Linked DNA regions of Homo sapiens: region 1 is linked to region 2. A link is a loop called in an ENCODE intact Hi-C map of the cell type or tissue named here. Cell type or tissue: endothelial cell of umbilical vein. All regions are shown on one strand. Links, peaks and the distances in the headings refer to the core of each region. The heading gives the core; the rest is flanking DNA.

Evidence for each region. A loop is a pair of places that touch in the nucleus more often than their neighbours do. Peaks named below come from ENCODE experiments on the same cell type or tissue, not always from the same donor. Only the 100,000 strongest peaks of a DNase experiment are listed, where the experiment ranks them.
Region 1: it touches region 2 in a loop (2.7-fold over the local background); 12 of 110 quality-filtered maps call a loop at or near these places.

Annotation. Positions count from the first base shown.
Region 1 is chr13:51,199,948-51,205,324 of GRCh38, forward strand. It overlaps LOC107984554 (a long non-coding RNA gene), which reads right to left and starts at 135. Exons shown (of 2, transcript XR_007063803.1): 1 at 100-135. In endothelial cell of umbilical vein, for the core only: no CTCF peak of the experiment used is centred there; a DNase peak (open chromatin) is centred at 2,924; H3K27ac peaks cover 698 bases.
Region 2 is chr13:51,146,884-51,152,260 of GRCh38, forward strand. It overlaps a transcript of C13orf42 not described here. Among named protein-coding and RNA genes, the nearest start is that of C13orf42, 38 kb to the left of the region's middle. RefSeq lists an enhancer at 1,385-2,276. In endothelial cell of umbilical vein, for the core only: a CTCF peak has its summit at 2,271; DNase peaks (open chromatin) are centred at 1,448 and 2,248.

The DNA.
Region 1 (5,377 bases), core at 81-5,080, 53 kb after region 2:
GACAAGTCTCAGGCAGCCTGCAAGAGCCACTTTACTCCCACGTGATGGAAGAAGCAACAAGTGAAGGAAGGTCAGCAGGAGCATAGGAATGTTACTTACCCAGTGCACTGTTGTGTCTGGAGTTGGTTCCCTCCAGTGGGTTCGTAGTCTCACTGACTTCAACAATGAAGCTGCAGACCTTCACGGTGAGTGTCACAGCTCTTAAATGTGGTGCAGACCCAAAGAGTGAGCAGCAGCAAGATTTATGGAGAAGAGCAAAAGAACAAAGCTTCCACACACAGAAAGGAACGGCAGCAGGTTGCCCCTGCTGGCTGGGGTGGCCAGCTTTTATTCCCTGATTTGTCCCTGCCCATGTCCTGCTGATTGGTCCATTTTACAGAGTGCTGATTGGTCCATTTTACAGAGTGCCCATTGGTCCATTTTACAGAGCTCTGATTGGTCCATTTTACAAACCTCTAGCTAGCTACAGAGTGCTGATTGGTGCATTTTACAAACCTCTAGCTAGCCACAGAGTGCTGATTGGTACGTTTTTACAGACGCTGATTGGTGTATCTTACAGTCCTGTTGTAAGACAGAAAAGTTCTCCAAGTCCCCACTCTACCCAGGAAGTCCAGTTGGCTTCACCTTTCAATCCCCCCTCTAAACAGGACACCCCAGCTGCTGTTGGGAATTGAGCAATGACCACTCTAGCTACTTCCTGCTGGATAGGGGCGAAGAAGGGGCCCTGCAGTGGTAGTGTCCTCCAGAGGGAAACTCTCCAGGCCAGCCAGAGGGCCAGTGGTTCGATCCAGGGGTCCTTGGTAGAAGTTGAGAGTTGAGCTCATTTGGGGTTCCATTTGTAAGACCATCTGTAGCTTGATGGCCTTGATCCTGGAGGAAGCAAATTTGACAAGGAGGTTAAAAATACAGGGCCTGAAGGTGAGTAATAGCAAGATGGCTGTCACGGGGCCTAGAAAGGGGAAAAGGCATGTCGCCCAACTCCAGAGGTTGGTATAAGAGTTTGAAGGGCATTGTCTGATTTCAGAAGCTTTTTTCTGTAAACGCCGGGTAGTGTCTCATACTATCCCTGACTGGTTAGTGTAAAAACAAAACTCTTCCCCTAAGAAGGTGCAAAGTCCTCCTTTCTCAGCAGTGAGGAGGTCTACGCCTCGGCGGTTTTGGAGAGTCACTGCTGCCAAAGAGTCTATTTGGGACTGTAGAGTAAGGATAGATTTTGTTATTTCTTGCAAACTGTCTGAGAAATCCTTTGACAGTGTGTGGTAGTAGGATAATGAAGTAGATAAATCTGGTATTCCGGTTCCTGTAGCAGTGGCCATTCCTAACCCTATAAGTAGGAGTATTAGTTTTATGGCCCTGCGCTGACTGGACTTGAGCTTTGAGGGGAACTGATAGAGTCTGATTTCCGTAAGATTAGAAGTTAGGACAATACATGTTACACTGTTAACTTTTAGCAAACTTTACTTTTGTTGAAAACCTTGTAAGTTTGGGATTTCCATTATTCTTTGCTATTAATAAGACCTCGTTTAGTCCATATTAACTTAGAATTGGTATAAATGGCTCCTTCCTGATTCTGTAAGTACTTTAAGGTTTAGCTGAGTGCAAACAGCTCTTGAGCAGACCAATTATTAGGCAATTTTCCTAACTCTGCTTCTACAAGAGTTTCCTTATCACTTACTGAATACCCATTTTGTCTTTTTCCCTTAATTGCCCAGGAGGAACCATCTATCGTCCTGTCCTGAAGGGAGTTCCTCCTAGATCTGGTCGGACCTTCGTATGGTAATTAATTAAGATTTAGATCCCCTGTTAGGAACCTGCTGGGTTAAGGATTTTTGATAGGAAGGCTATGGGTTGTCAGTGGCCTCAGTGCTTTCGGGCTGTGCCCTTGTTTACACTGACAACAAGGTGGTATTGGAGTGTTACAGGGTCACGGAGAAGACCTTCAATTATCAATTACAGGTTTTAAATTTACCCTGGCTTTTAAAGGAATAGGGTACACTGTTTTTTCTTTACTACTTTTATCTCTCTCTCTTTCTCTCTTTCCTTCTCTCTTTGACTTTCTGTCTCTCTCTCTCTCTCTGTCTGACTTGTCTCTCTGTCTCTTCCTCTCTATCCTTCTATCTTTGACTTTCTGTCTCTGTGACTCAGACAGAGGTTCTTGGCTCTCACCTCTGCCTCCACCTTTAACAGGTAGGAGCAAAGGTTTACCCTCCCACCCCCAGATGGTGATAAGAACACATGGGCCAACCTTAGAGAGAGGTACAAATGAACTCCAGTTCTATTATGGGTTAAAGACTCTCGTGGTAGAAACTAACTACCGTGTTTAACATGATTTATAAGGAAAATACTTTCCAACTTCCAAACATGCAGGACTAATTTGTAAATTCCTTTATGCACTTATTTATTTAAAATTAATATAGTTTATGATTATGCCTTCTGAAAATATACGGAGCTCTTAACTAAAACCCAAGTAAAGAGGTAAAGCATGCTTATTAATAAAAACCCAGAAAAACAATAATTTTAAGAGACTGTAGTAAAGGTTATCAGGCAACTAGGACAAATTGATTACTGTAGTTGAGGACAAGATCTACTACCAAGACTCCTGGCAGCTCAGTGTGGTGAAACAAATGTCCTCTATGGTTTCCCTACAGGCTGGTGACCCAAGGACTGGCTGGGAAGAGGGAGCTTACTGCTAAAGAATCCAGGGCATAGGCAGCTGCTTTAACATCGCTGGGCCTGTTTCTCTCCTCTGTAAAAATGATGGGATTCACCAGATTACATTTAAGGTCATTTTTAGTTTTAGAAAGTTGTGATTCATTCTTGATTCATTGATCAATATTTTTAAATGTCCCAGTTCATTCTGAGAAGCAATTTATTTTTCCTGGTATTAATTTGTAGGGGAAATGTGTCACAGAGTTCTTGATATCAGGCACACTGAGTCACTCAACTAACAATGTGCTCACTACAGTTTTGCAAAGAATACAGAACTGCACATTTAGAAAGCTTTTCCTGTATCTTCCCTTTATAAAACTTGAGGACAAAAAATATAGATGAGCTCAGTGCTTCCTAAAGTTTGTTCCATTGGTACTGCGAGACACAACTTGAAAATTTTAAATGAAAATAAGGAGGAAAATTCACAATGAATATTAGCTTATCCAGGTGCATAAAGATAGGTAGGAAAGACTTTTTTAAACCCAAGTTTTCTCAAAACTTCATTTGCATTAAACCAGTTTAATACCTAATATAGCTCACATTCTGAAGAACTCACTTTAGAAAATGTTAACGTTCCATTTCTCTTTACTTGCTTCCAGCAAAAATGTTCAAGAGATTTGACCAGGAATGTTGCCTCCAGCTCTTCATCTCCCACTCCAATGGGGCTTTTGGCTTTTCCACTCCGGTGAAATGACTCTGAACAACGTCAATGAAAACCCTCATGCTCTCAATCCCATAGGTTTGTGCCTGTACCACCTTCCACAGCCTACTAGCTGAATTCAGCTGATGGCTGCTCCTACATTCTAGAAGCAGTCTCTTGTCTTGGCATTTGTCTGGTTGTACTTTCTGTTTCCTCGTCCATCACTGCCCTCCTTCCCAGCCTCCTCTTTAAAGTCTGGCCAGACTTCAAAGTCAGGCTGTTCCTCTGTGTGCTGGGTCTTCTCATTTCTGCCTCATCTATCTACACCTTTCCTCTGGGTCATCTTTTCCTTCCCTGCAATGTTAAATGCCATATTTGTGCTGACGGCTCCACAATTTGGTCTCCAGCCCAACCCTCTTTGTCATATTTTGTTCCCCCTTTCTCACTATGCCCCTAGAAGACGCATTACACTTTTCTGCGTTGGGGCTTCAGACTTGCTGAATCCTGTTCCTGAGACGCTGGGCTTGTGGCTTTTCTTATTTCTTCTTTTGTCATCTTAAGTGTCACTTTTTCAGAAAGGCTATATCTCTGACTCTTCCTCATCTAACATAGGCACCCTGCCAATCATTCTCCATCACATATCCTATTTATTTTCTTTTTAACATTTGTTCAAACTATCAACGTTTTGTTTATTCGTGACTTTTTTGATTATTTGTCAAACAGGTTCCAAGAGTGCTGAACTATGTCTGTTTTCCCAAGTACCTAGCATACTGCCAGATGCACTGTAGGTCCCTGATAAATTTTTGTTGAATAACTAAATGAATATGGTTCTTCTGATTTCTTAAGCTAACAGAGTCCTCCTCATGCTGTTTTCTGGTGATCTAGGTATACAGTCTACAACAGAGCTCTTAGAGGTCTCTCCAAAGTATCAAAGCTTCAAGGGAGGTGATATAGTTTGGATATTTGTCCCCTCCAAATCTCATGTGGAAAATTGATCCTCAGTGTTGGAGATGGGGCCTAGTAGGAGGCATTTGGGTCATGGGGTGGATACCTCATGAATGACTTGGTGCCTTTCTTGCTGCAGTAATGAATGACTTCTCACTCTATTACTTACAGCGAGAGCTGGTTGTTAAAAAAAAGAGCCTCCAGACTGGGCGTGGTGGCTCACACCTGTAATCCTAGGACTTTGGGAGGCTGAGGTGGGTGGATCATGAGGTCAGGAGTTCGAGACCAGCCTGGCCAATATGGTGAAACCCCCTCTCTACTAAAAATACAAAAATTAGCAGGGCATGGTGGCAGATGCCTGTAATCCCAGCTACTCAGGAGGCTGAGGCAGGAGAATCACTTGAACCTGGAAGGTGGAGGTTGCAGTGAGCCAAGATTATGCCACTGCACTCCAGCCTGGGCAACAAGAGCAAGACTCCATCTCAAAAAAAAAAAAAAGCCTCCCTCCCCATCTCTCTTTAGCTCCCTCTCTCACCATGTGCCATGCTTCTTGTACAGCCTGCAAAACCATGAGCAAAATACACCTCTTTTCTTTACAAATTACCCAGCCTCAGGTATTTCTTTATAGCAATGCAAAACAGACTAACACAAAAAGTTTGAGGAAGAGGTGGATGACAAACAATTCCCAGTCTACTTCTCTGAAGAGTTCCCTAAATGCCAATTCTGGGACATTATATTTTCCTGAGATGGCCACAAACATGCCTCCCAGCCCACATCATCTTCTTTAAAATATGACTTTGACATTCCTCCTGTTGATTGGTACGGTCTATATTCCAATATTGAATCTAGGCAAGTTTATAACTTTAGCAGAAATGATACTATGTCTTACAATTTCCCTTGAACAAAGAAACAAACAAGAAACAAGGCTACATCATAAAAGGCAACACAGCCTCCACCTGGTCTTCTAGTGATGCTTTCTCTTGAAACCTAGCTACCACCCAAGGAGAATGTTCAAGCCGCTATATGCAGAGGCGATGTTTAGGTGTGCTGGACAATAGCCTCAGCTGTGGTTACAGATGAAAG
Region 2 (5,377 bases), core at 57-5,056:
GGTTTCTCTATCTCAGTGTCTGTCTGGCCTGCACCCATCACCAAACCAGGTTCCTCAACCTGCAGTGGCCCGCTTTGATCCCCTGGTCAGTGTCAAAGCTCACAGTACTTCCCTAGGCTTCTATCAACCTCAGGATTGCCTACCCTTGCTGGAAGCAGTAAAACAGCTGCAGCTGCAAAAGGTGGGGGCAGGCCAGGGGAGAGGTGGCATCCCAGGGAAGTCCCAGGTACTGACCATGTGTCCCCCTCCCAGGTACTCTGCTGGGGTGTGGATGCTGCACCATTTCCTGTTCTGCATCTGCATAGCATCTACACATTGCTCTCAGACCTTGGACTAGGTGTGGTGGGGACCCCCTTTCTTATCTCCTACACAGGAGAACAGTCTCTGTGAGAGTCAGTCCTGCTATAGGACAAATCCCGCTTTGGTGCCTGTGGCCTAGCTCCCTCCGTGCCTGTGAGAGAAGGGGCAGGGGCCTGGGTCCCAGTCATGGCTCTGCTGACCATGGGACAGTGGCTGCTGTGATCCTCCAGGGCTCTGTGGACTCATTTTAAACGCAAGGGGTGAGGCCAGGTATGGTGGCTCATGCCTGTAATCCCAGTACTTTGGGAGGCCGAGGTGGGTGGATCACCTGAGGTCAGGAGTTCGAGACGAGCCTGGCCAACATAGTGGAACCCCATCTCTACAAAAACACAAAAATTAGCCGGGCATGATGGCGGGTGCCTGTAATCCCAGCTACTCGGGAGGCTGAGGCTGGAGAATCGCTTGAACCCGGGAGGCAGAGGTTGCAGTGAGCTGATATCGCACCATTGCACTCCAGCCTGGGCAACAGAGCAAGACTGTGTCTCAAAAAAAAACAACGAAGGGGTGGATTTGGTCCAGGTCTTCAACCCTAGTTGCACATTAGAATCAATCACCTGAGAGATGTTTAAAAATACCCATGCCTGATCCTCCTCACAGACCAATTAAATCAGAACCTCCAGCAGGGAGGAACGGGTCTGTGGCTAATAAAACGGCTCAGTTGATTCTCACATATGGAGAGGGCTTGAGAAGCCCCGGATTAGGGGATCTGCAAGGGCCTCCTATGTCTGACGTTTGCCACTCTGTATATGACAGAATCATAGGGTCCCTGGGCTCTGGGTGCTGGTGGACCCTCCCCCAACACATGGAACCAAGCAAATGGAAATGAAACAGCACTGGATGACGCTTTGCATCTGCATAGCACTTTGACCCATGTGATTTCCGTAAAATCCCATGGCAAATTGGACCCCTATGATTACTTCTAGTGGAGAGGAAGGAAAAGAAACAAGGGCCAGCCAGGGAGAGGTCTCCCCAGGCCTTGCCAGCAGCCTGCCTCCCAGTCCTTGGGCTCAGCCAAGCCTCTTCATCTCTTTACAGAGACAAGGGAGCGCCTGCCCTGTGCCAGGCACTGCAGCAGGAAGGACTACGTCAGCAACATAGCACACACGCACGGCCCCTGCCCTCAGCAGGGGAGGAGAGCGACGCACAGGAAAACATCTTAAATGGTGTGATAGGCATCATGAAGGACGCCCACAGGGTGCCATGCAGAGAACAATGGTGGTGGCAGGAAGCCCCACAGGGAGGTGACATTTCAGTGAAGAGCTGTAAGGTAAAAGCCGGCAGCCCCCTGCAGAGCCAGGAGGCTCACGAAGGAAGAGCACAGCTCATGCAATCCCCTGAGGTCCCCCTGGAGGGGGGTCCAATGACACCTGGGGATGAGAAGGAAAGTCATCCTTTCCCTCCACCACATGGTGGGGCTTCTGGCTTATGGACAGGAACCCACTCCCACTGGGCAGCGACGTGCCTTAGGAAAAGGAAGAACAAACCCCCTAACTGGCTGAGGGCCCAAATGCCCCGCTGGCCTCAGGAGCCAGGGCTCTTTGAGGGTACCCTCCGCCGCCAGGCCCCAGCTGGGCCCGTATTGACCGTTTGGGCTTGCTGCTGCCTCCACGCCCTGGCTGCCCACCTCAAAGGCTCCCAGGACTCCACGGCTCAGGCTCCCTCTTGCAGGCAGCTGCTCCTTCCTGGGGCCAGGCTTCCCTTTACTCTGCAGAGGGGAATGGGTGCTGTTTTCCTTCCCCTCACAAAGCATCTTTCTGACTGCCCACCTCCTGCCCCACACAGTTTGAAAGGCTGATAGTTTCGAGATTCTGAATGAGGCTTCTGCAGAGGCCTTCTTGTGCTCCACAAGAAGGGCTGGGCAAGAATTTCAACCACGCTGCTAATTTCAGTCCGTCACTGCGGTGGCAGCTTCATATTTTCCCACTAGATGGGGTTCTTGATCTCTGCAGCTAAAGATCAGCTAGCTAGAGAGAATTCCAAATCATTTAATTTGGCTCTGAAGGCTGCTTAGAAATTTTATTCAAAGCAGAGGGAAATCTTTTATAGGAAGTGGCCAAAGGCTGAAATTGAAAAAAAAAAAAAAAAAACCCTAAAAATCTGGTTTCTGTATCTTCCTTAATTAGCAAAGGTGATAAAGGGTAATAAGTGAAAATGTTTGCAAAGGAAACCTAGCAAATCTGAAATACAGATGCAAATGGAGTGAGCTAGAAATGATTTCTCTAAAGAGCCATTTTGAACAATGCTGTAACTGCTTCTTCCCTTTGAGACAGCCAGAAGCATTGACCCTGGACATTCAAGCTGAAAAAAATATCCTTTGGTCTGGTCATTATCACCATTCTGCTTGATCAATGGTAGCCTGGTTCTCATTGATCCACTCCAGCCCCCAGACACACAAGAGAGGTAGCACAAGGTAGACGCATAGTGAAGCCACTATGAGCCAAAGGCAATTATGTTTTTCCAGTGCAAACTCATTTTGCTCAGTTCGGGAAACAGTTATATCTTTGAAGTCATTTAGCATGAATATTTCTCTTCATCATCAATAATAAGCACCTCTCTTGTCCCTTCCTCTGTAGGAAGGCTTTCTCTGACGTTTTTAGGCAGAGTTGAGATGGTGCCAGAAACAGCAAGAACAAAAAGATACTAACACTAACCCTGTCTTCAAGAGTCTATATCTTAGCCCAAGAAATAGCACTCTTCCCAGAAAACAGTAGAAGATACACATTATTTACATCATCTTAGAACTTTGCATGGATAAATGAAATATTTGACGAATAAACTCAGACCTTTGTATTTAGAAGTTAGAATTTTCCGTAGATATAAAACCAGTTTTAAAGAAGCTTCCCTTTTGAAGTGCCATAACAGAATTGCACAAGAATTATGGACAAAATTATGTAGACAAAAACACATGATCAGCTTTTACTGCTGACATTTTCATTTACTGTGGTGTCGTTTGTGGGACCCCCACATTTCTCCAGAATTGGGGATATTTTTTAACAGGCAGCCCTTGGTCACTTGGTCACAGTGAAAACAAACATCTTTGAGCACTTGGTCATTGTATGTCACAATTTTCAAATTTACAGCCACCAGCGTATCCTACTGGGGCGACTGGGGGAATCAATACTGGGCTTTATTCTTATTATATACTTGGAACAGGTTCAATGTAGTCCCTTAGGAAGTAATATTAGAACTTCAATCACACGGGAAGGGAGGCTTTAAGAAAGTTGCTTCTGTTAACACACTCCTCCGTCCTGGTCACAACCAAAACATATATATTCAGCCCAAATTTGGCATAAATTCTGCGTAAATTATATATACTTTCAGCAGTTCTACAAACATTTTTCAAGAAGACTGGCTGTATAACAGAACCTCTTTCTTTCCAGAAAGCAGCTTTGGCCATCCTAAAAAATGCAGTGGACTAATCCAGATGAGCCCATCAATTTGCCTAGGGGTCACTGCTTGTGCCACCAGAAAGATACTCGCAGAGAGACCCTCAACAACTGGGGCTATGTTGTTCCATCCCAGAATGAAAACTAAAACTAGAGCTGCATTAGCACTTGCTGAGGTAAACTGAATTCCTTGGTTCTATGCAGATCTTGCCTGTGTATGGATGACTAGAATCAAAAGGCTACCAATGTCTTCTGAGATGCCAGAAGTCAGAAATAATCCCAGCTAAATGAAAAATACCAGAAATGCTACCAAAAAAATTGGCCACAGCAAGTACAGAGCTGTAGAATCTTCAACTCTTCAGAACCCCCCTGGCCTGAGCTGTGTGCATAAGGCCAATCACAGGCACAAATTCACTCTATAGACACTAGTCAAACATTGTAGTAGACAGAATAACAGCCCCTAAAGACGTCCACACATGAATCCCTGCAACCTGTGAATATGTCACACCACATGGTAATGTTACATATGCGAATATGTTACACCACATGGTAAAGGGAATTAAGGCTGCTAATCAGGTTAAGATGGGGGGATTTTCCAGATTATCTTTCTTAAAAATGGAAGAGGGTGGCAGGAGAGGGCAGAAAAATGAAATGTGAGAGAGACTCAGCACACCATTGCTGACTTTCAAGACAGAGGAAGGGGCCAGAAGCCAAGAAATGCAGGTAGCCCCAAAAGCTGGAAAAGGAAAAAAAAAAGAAAAAACAAACAAACAAACAAACAAAAACTCAGATTCTTCCCTAGAGCCTCTAGAAGGAACTGAACCCTGCGGACACCTTGATTTTTAGCCCAGTGAGACCTGTGTTGGACATCTAACCTAGAGAACTTCATATTGCTTTAAGCCACTAAGTTGGTGATGATTTGTTCCAGCAGTAATAGGAAATCAATATAAGCACCTTCTATGACCAGGCACTGACCCTGCCAATGCAAATATGCCCGGCATTCCAGAGACACATAGTCCAGTAGGGAGAGAAAATTCTGCACATGCAGGTAAAGCAACATGCTATGCACTAAACATGCATGTACCAAGCCCTGAGGGAGCACTGAGCTGATGGTGCTCCCCTTTGCCTGGGGGAGCCAAGGAAGGCTTCCTGGAGCAGAGGAGACATTTCAGCTTAACCTAGAAGCCTGATAGAAGGGGTCTGTACTATTCTGGACTTACATGGTCCCAGGGCCTTTTATTTAGACATGAATGCTGAAGAAGGAAGCAGTTTTTTATTGTCCAGGCTGGTCTAGACCCTTGATCCTCAAAGTATGGTCCAGGAGTCACGTGGGAGCTTGTTAGAAATGCAGAATCTCTGGCCCAGCCCAGCCCTACCAGGAGAGAATCTTCATTCTAACAAGATCCCAGGGGATTCATAGGTGCATGACAGTTTAAGAATCACTGCCCCAAATAACAATATTCTCATACTCACCACAGTGTGGAAAGAAAGAAACAGGTTCCAGAAATTGTTTACATATGTAACCCTGATAGCATGGAGGTCCCTCAGAACATTCCTACTGCTATGTGACCATGCTTAGAACGGTGCACTCCAGCTCTGTGTCGTTTCTCAGCATCTACATAGACATCACA